Linked DNA regions of Homo sapiens: region 1 is linked to region 2. The links are chromatin loops, found by intact Hi-C in ENCODE. Cell type or tissue: GM12878. All regions are shown on one strand. Each heading gives the region's core, and the rest is flanking DNA. Links, peaks and the distances in the headings are about the cores only.

Evidence for each region. Peaks named below come from ENCODE experiments on the same cell type or tissue, not always from the same donor. Only the 100,000 strongest peaks of a DNase experiment are listed, where the experiment ranks them.
Region 1: a loop joins it to region 2, with 2.3 times the contacts of the local background. A loop is called at or near these places in 1 of 110 quality-filtered maps.

Annotation. Positions count from the first base shown.
Region 1 is chr3:58,692,688-58,698,070 of GRCh38, forward strand. The region is part of intron 2 of LOC105377109 (a long non-coding RNA gene); the gene reads left to right. Among named protein-coding and RNA genes, the nearest start is that of FAM3D, 29 kb to the left of the region's middle. In GM12878, for the core only: a CTCF peak has its summit at 2,829 (motif pointing right); DNase peaks (open chromatin) are centred at 1,568, 2,004 and 5,020.
Region 2 is chr3:58,871,817-58,877,199 of GRCh38, forward strand. The region is part of intron 7 of CFAP20DC (CFAP20 domain containing); the gene reads right to left. All of the region lies in intron 1 of CFAP20DC-AS1 (CFAP20DC antisense RNA 1), which reads left to right. Among named protein-coding and RNA genes, the nearest start is that of CFAP20DC-AS1, 50 kb to the left of the region's middle. RefSeq lists an enhancer at 2,289-3,488. In GM12878, for the core only: no CTCF peak of the experiment used is centred there; DNase peaks (open chromatin) are centred at 2,855 and 2,935; H3K27ac peaks cover 1,007 bases.

The sequences.
Region 1 (5,383 bases), core at 208-5,207, 180 kb before region 2:
AAAGTTATGAAACTGCCATTGCAAAATTTTAACTGAGACAGTAAAAAAGATTTGACCTAACTGACTCCATCTTGCTTTTAATTTCCAAGCTGTCCTTGTTCATTCCTGGGCGTAGGCCAAACTAACTTTGGGATGGATTTAGTTTATAGTTTAGCTTTGAAACAAAGATGATAACAGTCCTTTCCCAAAACAAACCTCCTTACCGCCTGTGGACTATACTGCCTAAAGCCACAGGATTAGAAGTTATGGTAATCTTACTAAATTCAAGATGCAGCTATTTTCATTAAACCAATATCAATGTCTTATTTATTAAAAATTACACAAGCAAAGATCATCCTTTTTTGGGCTGGGTTTATAGTTTTGTAACCCCTATACCAAATTTTGACACCTTATAGTATTTGGCAGGGATAAGTATGGAATTGCTTGATTAATAAATGCAAACAGAAATTTATGCTGGAAATTCTTAAGATATTTCTAATATTACTTTATCAATAATTTTAAAGCTAGATTAGTTATTAAATATTTTACTTAAGTTACATAAACTTGAAAAAGCATTTGACTAGTCTTTTCTTTTTTAGTACCTGATTTAAACACTTTTATTTTTTTAAGCCAATTAATTAGAGCTCTTTTATATATTTTTAGTGGTGAAACATTGTGTACACAACACATAAATACATAGACATATTAGGCATGCTGATAGAAGTACATCTTATAGATTCATAAAAACTTTTTTTTCCTTAGACTTTCAGATTGTTGATAACCTGTTTCACAAGACTGAGCAGTTGCCAGCTAATTTGCATATCAAAGGAAACAACTCAGGTGAAAATCAAATAGCGAAATTTACATTATAAGGTGCAGAGAGAAGAAGTTTGGTGTGTTAGAGGGAGATTAAAACAGACTTAATTGCTAATTAAAGATAACATTGTAGAAATGATAAAGGCCTTTGAAATACACACACACATGCACACGCACACACACACAGAAGATTCTATAGCTTTTACTTTAGAACTTTTAGCCATGAGATAAATACAAATTCACTGGCTTGCAAAAAGAACTTGTTGGATCTAAACAGTGGTTTTTATCTTAATAGAAAAATAGCAGCAGGTTTAGAGCAAGCAGAAAGTAAAAAATAGATTAAAAAAGGACTTAGGAACTCTATAGTTTGCAGATCGACCTTAGGGCTCTTTTTCCTTAACATAAATGTACACAAAGGCCATATTATTTCCATATTATATAAGCTCTGGCAAGTAGAGGCACCATAAAACCTATGGAGTGCTCGAAAGGGAGTCATTCTCCTTGTTTTCTCTTCATTCTTAGATCATTTGTTTCCTACCTTTTTTTTTTATCTTAAAAGGAGGAACTGAGCTGTGGCCTAGGGTTTTTGTGGACGGATCCATGTGTGCTGCTGGTGGGCAGGACTCCACAGTGTGTCACCACTGAGTGGTTTCCACCCTCTTAAGTGTCTTGTTTCTCTCTCCAGAGGTCTATGACCTCAGTCAGAGAGGACTCAAAACACTGGGTGATCAGCTCTTATATGTGTTTCCTGGACAAGCCATTTTAAAAATTAATTTTTGTTGGGGATTTTCCTGCAGGGCAGCTGCACATTGTAGGGGGTCAATCCTCCAGGCACTCCCAGAGGCCTTCAGTCACCTAGGGCACTTTTCGGCTGAGGGGAGCAAATGCCCTTTCTCTTAAGAGCTGAGAAAACTCAGTCACTCATTAACGTATGAAAACAACAGTTCAGTTCCTCATGCAAATATGCACAGACAAACCAAATTAAGATTAATTTGGGAGAAAAAGCAATAGAGAAGACTCTTTAGAATGCATCTCCGAACTAGAATTAGGATCCTAAAACAACAACTTCCTACAAGAGAAAAATAAAAAAACCAGCCAAGATCACTTCCTGTAAACTGTACTCAGCTACCCGTTACTTTGTAGCTCTCGTGTGACATTATACATGCCAAGGTCAAATCCTCTCACAGTGCAAAGTCATTTCTGGAACCCCAAAGCCAAAAAAGTCAGGTCATGCAATACAGGAAAACAGCTTTAGACCTAAAAGAAATATGCCCTTGACTCTTGAAACTCCCCAAAGAGAACAGAACACCCCAAAAGCAGGTGAGTGGTGCCTTTGTTCTGAATTCTTTAAAAGGGGTTCAAGTCATTAGACTCCTTCTCTAAATTTTTTGGTACTGCAGATGGCAAAAGGGGAAAGGAGATATAGGGTGGAAGGAAAATAAATGAAAGATTTTTTTTTTTTTTAAGGCAGGAAGCAAACACAGAGCCCAAACACATGGCTTTTTTTTTCTTTTGCAGCTGTGAGGAATTTTAGCAAAATTAGAGAGGCCCTGTTTCCCATAATTTGGAATTCTCACTTGGATTTGACCAACTCAGGTAGAGTTGGTCAAATCTGATGGGAGAAAGACCAGAACAAACAACACCCCCAACAATATGATCACTGAGTGCTCTAATGGCAAGGAGAAATTAAGTCCAGCTGGTTGTTAATCTCAACTTAACCAAGACAAACTCCAATTCAGTTACTAAGACCCAGGGATGGATCTTAGGCTGAAGACTTCTGTCTACCATCCTAGAAGCAGGAAAAAAAAGCTCGTCTTCCCTGTCAGAAGTGAGCTCAAATCAAACTCCATAAAGGAGTTACCTGCCTTCCACCATCATGGAAGCAGAAAAACTTGCCTTCCTTGTGTTGGAAGCAAGTAAAACTCCAAAAAAAGAGGAGTTGTACAGCAAAATAAACTTTAGATCTTGACCAAATTTTGAGAGATCAGGGATTCCCTGAAGGGGGTGCTCTCAGACCTCAGCAAATTGTCCTATTGGTTTCAGCCATAACGTTAGCTCATGCTCGTACCAAGCACCACAGGAAATTTGTCAAAGGTCAGGAGCATCTCCACTCAGAATGCCCCCGTGGTTACCAAATGTGAACCCCCAAAATTTGAGACAGGTCTCAGTTAACTTAGGTTTATTTTGCCAAGGTTGAGGACGAGTGCCCATAACACAGCTTTAGGAAGTCCTGAGGACATGTGCCCAAGGTGGTCGGGGCACAGCTTGATTTTATACACTTTAGGGAAACATGAGACATCAATGAATACATATAAGAAGTACATTGGTTCTGTCCAGAAAGGGGAGGACACCTTGAAGCAAGGAGGGGGCTTCCAAGTCACAGGTAGGTGAGAGACAAATGGTTGCATTCTTTTGAGTTTCTGATAAGCCTTTTCAAGGGAGGAGATCAGACTATGCATCTGTCTCAGTGAGCAGAAGGATGACTTTAAATAGAATGGCAGGCAAGTTTGCCCTGAGCAGTTCCCAGCTTGACTTTTCCCTTTAGCTTAGTAATTTTGGGGCCCCAAGATTTTCCTTTTACACCTACCTGTGCCCACACTCACAAAACACCAAAAACAAATGTTTGCAAGGATGCTTTTCATAGAGCTGGACGGTTTTAAGGTTATAGAAAATGATTGCCAAATACATTTCTGTCCTAGTTTCCTTATGCCAAGCCTGTGTTTTATTGCTGGGTGTACTTTCTTCACACACAGTCCACCTTTATCAGGAGTAGGAGTTATCCAGGTTTTCACAAGGGCTTAGCTTTCTGCACTGGGTGCCAGTGCACACCTTTGTTTATGGAGCTGAAGCAGAACTAGACAGGAGGGAATCAGAGATGTTTGGACAAGAGGAGGGTTTCATTGTGGCTGTTTTTTAAAAGGTTGAATGCTTCCTGAGGGATGGGAGGCTTCAAAGGCTTGGTGTTCTGGTAAAAGCAGTGGGGGAAACTCCCTTTCTATGGCCTGCAGAGGAAATGCCAATGCACTCAGTTGCTCCTGTCATCTCTCTCCCTCCCTCTGCCCCTCACCATTGCAGGGACCCCCACACTGGGTCCAAGGTCCCTGATGCACTCATTTTATTGTATATTTTGGGGTCTGATCACCACTGATTTCTCCTCTCCAGCTAGGAAAATCCTAGATGGTGTCTTCTTCCAATAGAAGGCTGTTTCATCTACATTGAAAATCTGTTGTTCGATTTAGCCACCTTTGTCAGAGGCATGTGAACCAGAGAAACTCCATCTTAAGCAGGAGCTGGGAAAAATGAGGCTGAAACCTACTGGGCCTTATTCCCAGATGGTTAGGGCATTCTAAGTCACAGGATGAGATAGGAGGTCAGCACAAAAAACAGGTCATAAAGAGCTTGTTGATAAAACAGGTTGCAGAAAAGAAGCTGAGCAAAGCCAAAATGGCCACAAGAGTGACCTCTGGTCATCCTCAGTGCTACACTCCCACCAGTGCCATGACAGTTTACAAATGCCATGGCAACGACAGGAAATTACCCTATATGGTCTAAAAAGTGGGGGGAATGAATAATCCACCCCTTGTTTAGCATATCATCAAGAAATAACCATAAAAATGGGCAACCAGCAACTCTCGGGGCTGCTCTGTCTATGGAGTAGCCATTCTTTTATTGCTTTAGTTTCTTAATAAACTTGCTTTCACTTTGCACTGCAGACTCGCCCTGAATTATTTCTTGCATGAGATCTAAGAACCCTTTCTTGGGGTCTGGATTGGGACCCCTTTCCTATAACATATTTCTTTGTTCTGTAACACCTTCTTCAATGATCTCAGCTGGATCTTCTAGATAACTGGCAGCTTCTTCATCAGCACTTGCTGCTTCACTGTGTATTTTTATGTTATGGAGACAGCTTCTCTCCTTAAACCTCATGAATCAAACTTTGCTATATTCCAACTTTTCTTCTGCAGTTTTCTCACTTGTCTCAGCCTTCATAGAACTGAAGAGAGTTAGGGCCTTGCTCTGGATTAGGCTTTGGCTTAGGGAATGTTTTGCATCCTGATCTTCTATCCAGATCCCTCAAACTTTCTCCTTATCAGCAATAAAGCTGTTTTGCTATCTTATCATTCATGTTCACTGGAGTAGCACTTTCAATTTCCTTCAAGAACTTTTACTTTGCATCTACCACTTGACTACCACTTGGCCCAAGAGGCCTAGCTTTTGGCCTGTCTTGGCTTTTGATATGACTTTCTCACTAAGTTTAATCATTTCTAGCTTTTGGTAAAAGGTGAGAGATGTGCAACTCTTTCTTTCACTTTAACACTGAGAGTCCATGGTAGGGTTATGAATTGGCCTCATGTCAATATTGTTGTGTCTCAGGGAATAGGGAGGCCTGAGGAGAGGGAGAGAGATGGGTGAATGACTGGTTGGTGACACAGTCAGGACACACACATTTATTAAGTTTGCCATCTTACATATGCTCAGTTTGTGGTGCCCCAAAACAATTACAATAGTAACGTCAAAGATTGCGGATCACAGATCACCATAACAAGAATGTTAAATATTGAGAGAATTACCAGAATGAGACACAGAG
Region 2 (5,383 bases), core at 254-5,253:
CGCACCTGGCCCCATAGGATTGAATTCTGGCTAATGAACTGTGAGAAGTTTCAGCCATTTCCTGGCCCCCAAAACTCCCAGCAGAATCCCCCATGCTCTCTATTCCCTCGCCTCCTGACTAGATGCAGAAGATCTTGTGGAGGACTTTCAGGGCTCCAGGGAAGCCACTAGATGCAGGTCCCTGAATGACGACATAAAAGGCTTCCCAAGGAACTCCTGATTGGACTACAACTGAGGGGTTCTTTGTGACTGCAATTAGCCTCCTCTGACTAACAGGGCAGGTGAGGGTGATAGCCTTTAACTGAAAACACTGCCCATTACCTAGAAAGCCTTCTGCTGTGACCCACCTGTAAGACAGGACCAACTTAAACATTACAATGATGGTCCCAAGTAAGTCCACATTTGCCCACCAGTCCTGGACATATATAAGCTACTGGCCACTTCCTGCCTGACCTACTCCCTGCAAAAATTCCTCTAGCTAGCTAGTTGGTCTCATTAGCCTCTGCTGTAGAGCTATAATTTTACATGTAGGGGGATTAAAAACCACTCCTATGCATCAGTCTTAAAAAAAAAAAGACACATGGGTTTGTGAAAATATACCATACTCAGCAAGATCCAGATATTTAGGTCTGAGTGGAAGTAGTGTGTGTATGTATGGGTGTGTTTTGGGTCTGTTTTTGTGTTTGTAATAGATAAATCTGAAGATAAAGGCAAGGGCTAGATTGCTGAAGTGAACTGAAAGAATTTTTGCTGAACAGGAGACATGAGGTAGATGTTGAAGTCGTGAGGAGGTAAAAACCATGTCATTTTTCTTGAAATTCTGGAAGCCCTATTAGGTAGGAGAGAAATTCCATTTGTCTAAAGGGCAGAATCAGAACTAATGAGAAGAATTTACTTCAGGAAGCTTTTAGTCCAACACAAGGGTTATCTTTCTCTAAATATGTCTGGCTGTTGAGGTGATAAATTTTTTGTCATTTTGAAGGCATTTGAGCAGAAGTCTGGAGAGCTATGCTGGATGCTGTAAGGCAGGTGCTCAAGCAGAAGTCTGGATAGCTATGCTGGATGCTGTAAGGCAGCTGTTCAAGCAGAATTCCGGATTCCTATTCTGGATACTGTCAGGCAGGTCCTCAGGCAGAAGTCTGGATAGCTATTCTGGATGCTGTCAGGCAGGTCCTCAAGCAGAAGTCTGGATAGCTGTGCTGGATGCTGTAAGGCGGGTGCTCAAGCAGAAGTCTGGATAGCCATTCTGGATGCTGTAAGGCGGGTGCTCAAGCAGAAGTCTGCATAGCTATTCTGGATGCTGTAAGGCAGGTGCTCAAGCAGAAGTCTGGATAGCTATTCTGGATGCTGTAAGGCAGATGTTCAAGCAGAAGTCTGGATAGCCATTCTGGATGCTGTAAGGCGGGTGCTCAAGCAGAAGTCTGGATAGCTATTCTGGATGCTGTAAGGCAAGTGCTCAAGCAGAAGTCTGGATAGCTGTGCTGGATGCTGTAAGGCAGGTGCTCAAGCAGAAGTCTGGATAGCTATGCTGGATGCTGTAAGGCAGCTGTTCAAGCAGAATTCCGGATAGCTATTCTGGATGCTGTCAGGCAGGTGCTCAAGCAGAAGTCTGGATAGCCATTCTGGATGCTGTAAGGCAGGTGCTCAAGCAGAAGTCTGGACCAGCTATGCTGGATGCTGTCAGGCAGGTGTTCAAGCAGAAGTCTGGATCAGCTATGCTGGATGGTATAAGGCGGGTGCTCAAGCAGAAGTCTGGATAGCTATGGTGGATGCTGTCAGGCAGGTGTTCAAGCAGAAGTCTGGATAGCTATTCTGGATGTTGTCAGGCAGGTGTTCAAGCAGAAGTCTGGATAGTTATGCTGGATGCTGTCAGGCAGGTGCTCAAGTAGAAGTCTGGATAGCTATTCTGGATGCAGTTAGGCAGGTGTTGAAGCAGAAGTCTGGATAGCTGTTCTAGATGTTGTCAGGCAGGCGTTCAAGCTGAAGTCTGGATAGCTGTTCTGGATGCTGTCAGGCAGGTGTTGAAGCAGAAGTCTGGATAGCTGTTCTAGATGTTGTCAGGCAGGTGTTGAAGCAGAAGTCTGGATAGCTGTTCTAGATGTTGTCAGGCAGGTGTTCAAGCAGAAGTCTGGATAGCTGTTCTGGATGCTGTAAGGCAGGTGTTGAAGCAGAAGTCTGGATAGCTATTCTGGATGCCGTAAGGCAGATTCAGACATCAGGTGACTCCTTAATTTATATCTCTTAGCCTTGTCCTCTCTTCTGAGCTCCACTCCTTATATCCAGTAGCCTCTTTACCAGCTCCTCTTCAGTGTCTGAAAGGCACTTCAAACTGGAAACCTGGTCTAATGAATGGGACCACAATCCATCTGGTTTGAAAAGTCAGAATCTAGGTGTCATGCTTGACACCTTCCCCTGATCTCTCCATATCCCATCCATGTCCACTTCCTTCCATCTCCTCCACCAGCACTGACATCCTCTTCCTCCTGGATGATGACAAAGCCTTACTGTGTGACTTACTGTGTCCACGCTGGTGCCCCATGCCATCCCTCCTCCAAAATGCAGCCAGAGAGGTTTTATACAAACATAAATCTAATTGAGTCATTTCCTTTCCTTCACTTAAAGTTCTTCAGTGGCTTCTCTGCTGCTCTCAGGAGTAAGATGAAGGCTCTTAACATTGCCCGCAAAACCCTGCATGTTCTGACATGTCTGAGTATCTTACACCTCTCGTTTTCTGCCCTCTCGGTAGACGGGCCTTCTCAGTTCTTCCTGCCTACTAGAGTGTTTGTGTATGCTGTTCATGGCAAGAAGGCTTTTCCTTTCCCTCTTGACCTTTATGCCTCAGTTCACATATCATTTCCTCAGACAAGTCTTTGCAGACCTTTCTGATTAGGGTAAGTTCCTCCAATATAGGCTCTTCCATAAATTTTCCCTCATAGAACTTGTCAGAATTGAACTTTTACACATGTCCATGGGATTCTCTAATTAATGTGTGCTTCAGTAGACATAAACTCAGTGGCCTGCTTCTGTCACCCTGAACTGCCAGCACCTAGCCCAGTGCTTGACACAGAATAGGCACATAATAGTTCCTTGCTGAGCAAAATGAATGATTCATTAAATGAAATGAGTCAGAAGGGAAGTTGGATTAAATGACTCAAAAATGTCTAACTATGGTTTGAAGTTCATTTTAAGAGAAATCTACCTGGGAGTTCTATGTGTGAATCAAAAAGGAAGACTAGGCAGGTCTGGGCAACTCCAGGACGTGAGGGATGAGAGAGAAGGGATAACAATGAACAAAACGTTGATGTTCTCATAAATGATGATGCTCTCAACAGTAGCAGTGCTATGGCACTGCAGTCAGATGCTATTTGGATTACACATGAAATTTCCTAGTGTCACCAAATAGACTTGGTTATGTGTGCATATGTATTTTTTTTTACCAGCTATTTATATTCAACTGGAGTCAACAAAACAGTCTCTCACGATTGACAATAGGAAGAAATGACATTCACATTCCAGAGCAATTGGAAAAATCTATTATAGTCAATATTTGTGCCTTTTGTGACTAAGTAGAACAAATTCTAGACTATTCATTTGGTTCTCAAATGTTGATTTTTTCAGAGAAAAATGGGTGCGGAGAGTAATGAAGGGCTCTGTGGGACATGGTGTGGGCCTGGGAGGGATTTCTGTACCAGCACGTGGCCTTTCTTCCCTCTTCCAATCCTGGGAGCTCAATGTTCAGCTAAGGGCCATTTTTCTGTTCAAATATTTTACAAGAACAATTTCCTGATGTTTTTTCATATTCTTTCTCTATAAGGAAGTTTCCCCTCAATCGATGTAAGTTCTTTTGTAGAAAGACCATTAATTTGGCACAGTAGGTACCTCCATCAGCTGAGCCCAGCTTAGCCTATTGTAGATAATGGATAAATCTCACCAAATTATGGAAAATTAAAAATTAAAAAGAACTTTTGTGGGGAGGGAGTATTTTAGAAATCATACACAGTTCCAACTAAAATTTGACAAAATGAACATATTAACCAGTTCATAGTTATTAACAAAATTAAAACTAAATACTTCAAATTTCTTAGAGGAATCTCTTGCTTAGTAGTGGACACCCAGTGTCTATTAAAGATACACCCACACCCGATATGCTATTATTCCCAAATCACAGAAAACAGACATTCTATATTTCATAATCCTATCTACTATAGAATTTATTTAAAGAGTAATCTACCACAGTATATTTAAATTAATGTTTATTTTTAAAAATTTTGCACATTTGGTACACTTTATTTTTCACAAAGCAAAGTATACCAATATTCCACTATTTAGTATCTCTTTAATAGACCTCGTTAAACTTGTTATTATAATGAACACACCAATTCTTAAGTCCTGCTTCACTTTAAAAAATCTGTGTATAATCATATTAATTGTCACAATTATCTCTATAAACACGTATTGTGCTATGCATCTACCATAATCGGGTCCTAATTAACACCTACTAAGAAAAGTAATTTAGAACTTTGGTTTCTAAAATAAAAAGTAGATGAGACAAAGTTTCCATAATGAGAAAAATCTTAATAAAAGAAAACTACAAGCAGAAATGCATGCTTTTGAATTCTAAAAGGAGCTCTTTTAAGAGCTGATATCAATATGCATAATATAAGGTTAAAAATCAAGATTAGATTAAAGTCATGTTCTAGGCATTTCATTTCCTTGAGTTTGTGGAAAATGAACTTGGTGTAGGTCAGAGATGTTACCACTAATTATTTTCCTATTTTACTGAGGGGTACATGCCTTTGTAGTTAGATTGTAAAACCTGAGGGTCTACTCTCTAATTGTCTTTTAGAAAAATAAACATTCATTTTTGTCTCAAGATACAATGTTCTAATTATTATAGTCATTTAAATTTGCACGGTTTTCAAAGCTTAACCAGAAAAACCTGTTGAATTTTCATATCTAATCACTGAGGGGTCATGCTCAAGACTTACATCTATTATCTAACAATCAAATTAGAATTAAAGCTGGTACCAAAAGTCCAAACTTGGATTACTTTTCATTGTAGTATATGTGCATTGCTATTAAGAATGTAACAAATACAAAAAAGGCTGATCTTGTACAGCAGTATTATTTTAGAAAAGGTACTTAACCTTTCTAAGCCTCACCTCTTCATCCGTAAGACTGGGATAATCGTAGTACTGAAGTCATGGCATTTTTGTTAGAGCACATGAAACAATGCATGTAACATGTTAAACACTGTGCCCAGTAGGGAGTAATGCTATTAATACCTAGTAAATATGCTATTAACACCTTCCACCGTGAATAGTATTTAACAGTTTAGTAAGTCTGTTCACAGTCATTTATTCCTTCCTTCATCCACACTTTG